Linked DNA regions of Mus musculus: region 2 is linked to region 1. Evidence: chromatin loops called from intact Hi-C (ENCODE). Cell type or tissue: heart. All regions are shown on one strand. Each heading gives the region's core, and the rest is flanking DNA. Links, peaks and the distances in the headings are about the cores only.

The links. A loop is a pair of places that touch in the nucleus more often than their neighbours do. Peaks named below come from ENCODE experiments on the same cell type or tissue, not always from the same donor. Only the 100,000 strongest peaks of a DNase experiment are listed, where the experiment ranks them.
Region 2: a loop joins it to region 1, with 2.6 times the contacts of the local background. A loop is called at or near these places in 3 of 42 quality-filtered maps.

What each region holds. Positions count from the first base shown.
Region 1 is chr9:30,733,400-30,736,829 of GRCm38, reverse strand. The region is part of intron 1 of Gm31013 (a long non-coding RNA gene); the gene reads left to right. Among named protein-coding and RNA genes, the nearest start is that of Gm31013, 47 kb to the left of the region's middle. In heart, for the core only: a CTCF peak has its summit at 1,984 (motif pointing left); no DNase peak of the experiment used is centred there.
Region 2 is chr9:30,478,615-30,482,044 of GRCm38, reverse strand. No RefSeq gene overlaps it. Among named protein-coding and RNA genes, the nearest start is that of Snx19, 53 kb to the right of the region's middle. In heart, for the core only: a CTCF peak has its summit at 1,371 (motif pointing left); a DNase peak (open chromatin) is centred at 1,284; H3K27ac peaks cover 246 bases.

The DNA.
Region 1 (3,430 bases), core at 553-3,052:
CTGGCTGTCACATGTGCAACATGGATTTGGTTTCTAAGTGAACAGAAGTTACTTTCCTAGGAAAAGGGTTCTGAGGAGGATGGAGGCTGAAGCTTGAGGGAGCCTCTCAGAATACAAAGAAGAGACAGTATTGGGCTGGCTGCTGAGCACAACTACTGTCTTTCTGCTTTTCACAGTATTTCTTAGGCTCTTTATGCACTCTGTCTCTCCTCTCTGACCTTGCCTGTGTTTGTTTGCCCATGTGTGTGGTGTCTGCCTCTAGGTCATCAGTAAAGGCTAACTTAATGACTAAATGATCTTGTCTCAGAGTCCCTGGTAAATCTAGAAGACCAAGCCTAAGAAAATAAACAGGTCCTGTGTGAATCAGGCAGACTTTTACACTTCATTACTTTTAAAATTGAGATAGGATATTACTATATACCCCAGGCTAGCCTGGAACTTAATATGTATTTGAAATTAGCCTTGAACTTGTGACAGTCCTCCTGCCTATGTCTCCTGAGTATTGGGATTACAGATATTAACTCTAAAATCAATTTAGGATTTACCTTCCAAGGCAAGGTCACTTACTGATCTTTCAGGCCGTCAGCACTATTGTATATTAGGTGAGACCACTTCTCCTTCTGTGGTCTCCTTCATGGTCTAGAGCTAGCCTGGCTCCATCTTATAGGATAGAAGGACAGTTTCATCTCATCCAGCACTTAGTAGCAGCCTTATTTTGACCTTGTGGCAGGGAAATGCCATGCATTCAGTACTGATTTTGTAAGCTATGTAGTCAAAAGAGTTAACCAAAGTAGGGTATGAAAGCTTTATGGGAATGTTGTTAGTTTCCCAAAGCACACATCTGCATATCTGGCACCACATTGAGTTAGGTACTATAAAATTTATTCTTTTGTAGATGAAGAAGTTGGGGGGGTCTAGAAAAGTCAAATACTTTGCCCAGTTAGTCTTCAGCAAAAGACGGCAGTAGATTTCAAACTCTGGCAGTCCAACTCCAGAATTTCACTATACACACCCCACCTCTTGTTTTTCAATTTTAAGTCATAAATTCATGAAGTGAGTGTATTGTGCCATCTCTTCCCAAACTGTAGAGTAAGACCTGGGGCACGTGCAGGGAGTGGCTTATTATCATCAAAGAAGGGGCTGAGTTGTGGTTCCGTTCTGATGTTTGATGGAGAATGGAGAGTTTACTTTGGTAAGTTAAGATGCTTAGGTTGGCCCACTGACAGGGGCAGCACAAAGAAAAGTCAGGCTCAGGATTGGGATTCCTGTGTCTCTGCTCTTGGCTTATCACAGTCGTCATCATCAGCGCCTTGGCTATCATTAGCGCCTTGAATTTTTGTGTTGGTCAGTGCCTGCATTTCTGTTTTGTTTCCATTCTGTTGCTGGATACAGAAGACATCAGGTGAGAAGGGATTCTTCCTAGGGGCTGAACTACAGGGAGTTTCTCGGTGTCTACTTCATCTCCTTGTTAATTAAAGGTGAGAAAGTGCCTGGGGACTTGGGGTAGTTGATAAAAGCAGGCCTACTTTCCAGGGTTAGCCCTATGCCCCACAGTTAGGTTCCCAGGCTTTTGTTTATGAGCTATAAATTCCTCAATGAGGTTTGTCTTTTCATTTTATTGGGGAGCTTTCCTCATAAAGCCCCTCTAGAGGCCATCAACCCCACTCCCAACTCTTGGGAATTGTCTTATATGTACATGCCTTGTGATCTCTTTCCCTTCCGTTAGCCTCTTCTCTCCCCTGTTAAGAGCTCCAACCCAGTCTGTCTTCCCATTTCTATTCACCCTACTCGAATGGGGAATTCCAAGCAGCTGTGTTTTCTGAGGGCTATCACTCTGCAGAAACGGATTCCTGCTCTGGGTGCTGTTTTATCTGTAAGACTAGAAAACTAAACGATATATAGTGCTTAGATATCATTTTCTTGAACTACTTCTCAGTGCTGGAATTTACAGTGTTTAATGCCAGGCTGTCATCTAGTGGCTGTTTAAATGGCCCCAGAGCCATGAAACATACCCAGTCCACTTCTCAGACCATTCTGCTGGAGGATTTTTAGTAATACAGGACTGGAGTATCTACCCATTAACCTCATTCCTGTTTTGCTTCATGTGACAAGTCTCTGAGAATTTGAAGGCATCTTTCATGACTTTTGCCTAATTATCCATTCCAAGGCAGTAACAATTTTCTTTACTGAAGCCACAGGCCTTGTTTTTTCAAAGATTCTATGCAAGCTAGTTTTATGTCAACTTGACATGAGCTAGAGTCATCTGAAAGGAGAGAATCTCTACTGAGGAATTGAGACATCCATAAGATCCAGCTGTAAGGCATTTTCTTAATTAATGATTGATAGGGAGCCGGGGGAGCAGCCCATTGTGGGTGGTGCCATTCCAGCTCTGGAGGTCCTGGGTTCTATGAGAAAGTAGGCTGAGTAGGTCATGATGAGCAAGCCAGTAAGTAGCATCCTCCATGGCTTCTGCATCAGCTCCTGCCTCAGGTTCCTGTTCTGCTTGAGTTCCTGCTCTGACTTTCTTCAGTGATGGCCTATGATGTGGAAATACAAGCCAAATAAATCCTTTCCTCTCCTCCTTGCTTTTGGTCATTTTGTTTTATCATAGCAACAGTAATCATAGCTAGGGAAGATTCTTTATGTATCAATACTTCTCTTGAATGATAATACCTGAGAATGGTGAAACCCGAGAAGCAAGAATTATTACAGATGTGATCAGCCATAGGGAGGAAGAGATCTCTTTGCTGTTCTGTGTTCCATTAATACACCCAAAGAATATGTTGGGGGTTGATTGTTGTTTGATGGTTGAGTATTTTTAGCTGTAATGATAACACAGTACTAGGAAACTACTCATAGGAGAAAGCCATGCATATATTCCCGAGGCCCCTTCCTTAAATATATGAGGAGAACTTGATTTCATCCCAGATGCCTCCAGGTATTCTCATGACCAGAGATTTAGGAGTCTTGGCCACAAACTCAGAACAGAAGGGTGGCATCTCTGAAGGAGGTTGTTTTCTGACAGAGTGAGGATAGGTGAGAGGGAGAGGGGGAAGACCGACCCTCTATTCTTGATGGTCCCTGTCTCCTTGACTTCCTCTCTATGGTCTCTTCACGGCCTCTTCCTGCCATTGCAGGGGACATATGAAAGAAGACCTGCATGAGGGCTTGCCATCATGGGGAGAGAACATAGGAGGGGTGCCTGTGGGTTCTTCTCTAGATGTTGATCTTAAGTAAATACGCTAAAAGGGCTTGCTAGGCCAGTTGCAAAGGCTTGCCCAGCTTCCCGTGATAGAGACTTAGGTCACATTAAGAAATACATTTGGCCGGAGAGGATTCCTGTTTATCAGGCTCTTTAGGAACTTTGCAAGCACTGTGCCTGGCAAATGTTTCTAAGATCTATTTATTGATAATCTGGCCCAGATCATCA
Region 2 (3,430 bases), core at 391-2,890, 250 kb after region 1:
TGGCAGCATCTAGAGTTCTACATCTTCATCTGAAGGCTGCTAGTGGGAGGCTGATGTCCAGGTGGCTAGGGTGAGGGTCTTAAGCCTACACCCATAGTGACGCACCTACTCTTACAGGGCCACACCTTATAATAGTGCCACTCCACTATTATACAAACCATCCCACCGACTCTCACCACTGACTTTAGGAAGCCATCTAGACTCAGCAGATCTCAGCGTCTCCTCCATAAAATTGAAGCCTAAGATGAGTGAATGATAGCATGTGCCTTCTTCACTGATGGTGACTATTCATCTTGTAATAAGAGATGTGCGTATTGATCTGACTGAGTCAGCAGATGACAGAGCTTTAATTCTGGATAGTAACAAATTGATATCATGTAATCTTTGTTGTATTTCTTGGCAGGGGAAGGAAGAGAAGAGTGGAAAAAGAAAAGGAAGGGGAGGGGAGGGAAGTCAGAGGAGGAGGAGAGAAGAGATCCTAGAGTTGACATCAGGTCAAGGTTAACCACAGCTCAAGGGAGACACAGCTACAGTGTCCTATTCAGGTCTCCTATAATCTTGTGAGTTACTTACATGTCTGCACAAGAAGATCATTTGCATACTTGCAAATGGATGCATGCATGTACTAGGGACATTGTTGCTATTTGTAATTGTACGAAGCTTATTGAGGAGGAAGTCTGTCAGGGAAGTCCGCACACCACTTGCTGCCCTGACCTGCTGGTTCTTGGTCTCCAACTCATTCCTTAGCTGTGATCTTTCACGCTAGAAACCACCTCCGGTGCTGTCCATCTCCTCATACCCATGTCTAAGAAGCCCTTCCTAAATCCTTCCCAAGGAAGCCTGTACTGTCTGACTCTGCCCTCTGCAGCTCTCCGATGCACCGTTGAGGTCTTTCTCCTAAGTGCCAGGGGTGACCTGACACTGTGACTCCTCATCCCAGGCTTCCAGTATCCTCACCATTGTATCCAGGATAAGTTCACCAAACAGGACTTTAGTCTTCTCTATTCCGGACTTCCGGCTACCTGACACTACAGATTTATGCTGGATGCAGAGAAAGCAGAGGACGCTGTGTAGAAAAGGGATGGAAGGGATCCCAATTTCAGTCTCCTCTCACAGGCAGAATATGAGCCCAAGAGAGCTGGGCCTCCTCAAAAAGACTCTGTTTGGATCTCTTCTTTTCATACAAAGAGATTGGGACTTGTTGTTGCTTCCCGGGGTAGTTGGTGACCTTAGTCTGGGAAGTTACAGCACCTCCTAGCTTCACTTTCCCATGGCTCCCCACACACAAAAGCTCTGACTTCAGGCTAGCTGTTACTGCTGGGTCTTACTCCATGACTAAGGCAACAGCGCCACCTTCTGGTCTTAGTGCCACAGCGGTGGTGCTCTTGAGTGCTCTTGTGTGCCCTCTTGTGGACTTGTGGATGATGAGGCGCAGAGAGAGGTGGCTGGAGAACCTCCCACGAGGTGTCTGATTTTGTTGGCTAGTGTAGAGGAAAGCCTAGAAATTAAGGCTTTGCAACAACTTAGGTGCAGAGGGTCAGAGGTATAGCTATGGCGAGTTTCCAGACCCACATGAGATCTTATATTCTCTGGTGACAAATATAGCAGTGGAAATGATGTTGATGGAGAGAAAGGATTTATGGAAGATGGTGGGAAGGAGCTGAGATAGAGGCAAGGTAGAGGAAAAGAGAAGGGGATATTGTTCTGTCCCATCCTGGAGCCATCAACAAGACCAGTGCAGAGGAGCCGGCCTTTCCCCAGGAGGCGTTCCATGGAGTGTTCAGTTCCCTGTTTGAACTGATGGGCCCTCTGTGTTATTGGCAATAATTAGCTGTCCCTGGCTGGGGCTCAGCCTCGGCTCCTGTGTCAGCCATATAAGAATCTCAGTGTCTTGGGAACGTGAGCTAGGCTTGAAATATACTTCCCTGAAAGGCTTATTTTGTTTGGGGACAAGTCTCATACCAATCTGTCCTGCCAAGAAATTACTGCTGTTAAACTGTTGGTTTTCATTGCTGTCAAACACAATCTTCCCAGGAAAGTACTAGGCAGTTACCCTTGAAGGCCTGCTGGAAGAGAAGGCTTTTGCCTTTGTAGGACTTCTCTAGACCCCTCTGGGGGAATTGAAAACAACGGAAACACTTTAAGATGGCTGTAGACAGTGCAGCCGAGTCAGTCATCCTTGGGCTTCCCTCCCTAGGGTCCTGCTACCTACAAGGCCCCCATTAGTATCTCATAGGTCCCCAGGGAGACCAAATGGAGACCTATGGATATAAGCACAGCTTCGTTTTGACCATATGCTTGGCTTTACTTTTTATTCCAAATGCACACAGTCCTGCAGGGTCCGGCCTAACAGAGAGGTAAGGAAGAATGGGGGAACAGAATCCCGGCAGTATTTGTTCAGCCCTGGACGACTGCAGGGACAACGGTGCAAATAAATACAGTGGTTTCCTTTCCAGAATTCTTCTCAAAACATCTGGGAAAGCAGAGAGGGCAATGTTTTATCCTGTTGCCATTATTTTCTTATTTAATTTAATCTTGTTTATAGTGAAATTTATTCTATTGCAAACACACTGGAAAGTCAAAATATGGCCAGAGAGATTGCTACTTCAGATCATCCAATAGGGAGGGATTACTGTTGATTTGGAAGACAACGATTCTCCAAGCAGGTCTTTCCATTTTCCTCCCTTTCAGGAGTTGGTCTGTTTTAAAAGACCGTTACCATTTTAGCTTTTAAAAGGAAGTATTGTTTTTAAAAAATCAGACCACAGAGGCAGAGTAGATGATGTTTTCTAGAGGCTAAGGGGTTGGAGGATTCAGGAGATGTCGGCCTCACGACACTGAATTTCACATAACTTTACAGGATCAACCACATCGCACGGTGACCTCAGAAATAAAAGCATATGATACATTTGAAAATTACACGGAGTATAAATTTTAACTGTTCTCATTACAAAGGTAGTAATGACAATTATATATATATATACTATATACACATACATACACATATACAGATATATATGTATATGTATATATATATATATATATACTTACATATATACACACACACACACACATATATAACTATAATTTGTCCAGTTCCTAATTCATATGTACCATAATGTAATGCGTTGCCCCCCAAAACCACAATTTTTAATTTTCAATTTAAAATTTTGCCAAATGTAGCATGATCTAGTATACATCAATATAAAATGCTATCATGCAAATCCACTGCTGGTTAGTATTATGAAGGAAAATTAGGCAGATCAGCATTACAGTTACAAAGGATGCATGCTGTTTTTCAGATAGCATAGTCAGGACAGTGGTCTCTGAGAAGGCAGTGGTGAGACAGAAAGAATAGTGAAGAATGAGCCATTGGACATCCAGGGAAGATCATTCCAAGCAGGGGACTGATTCAGGGGGGTGCTTGGTG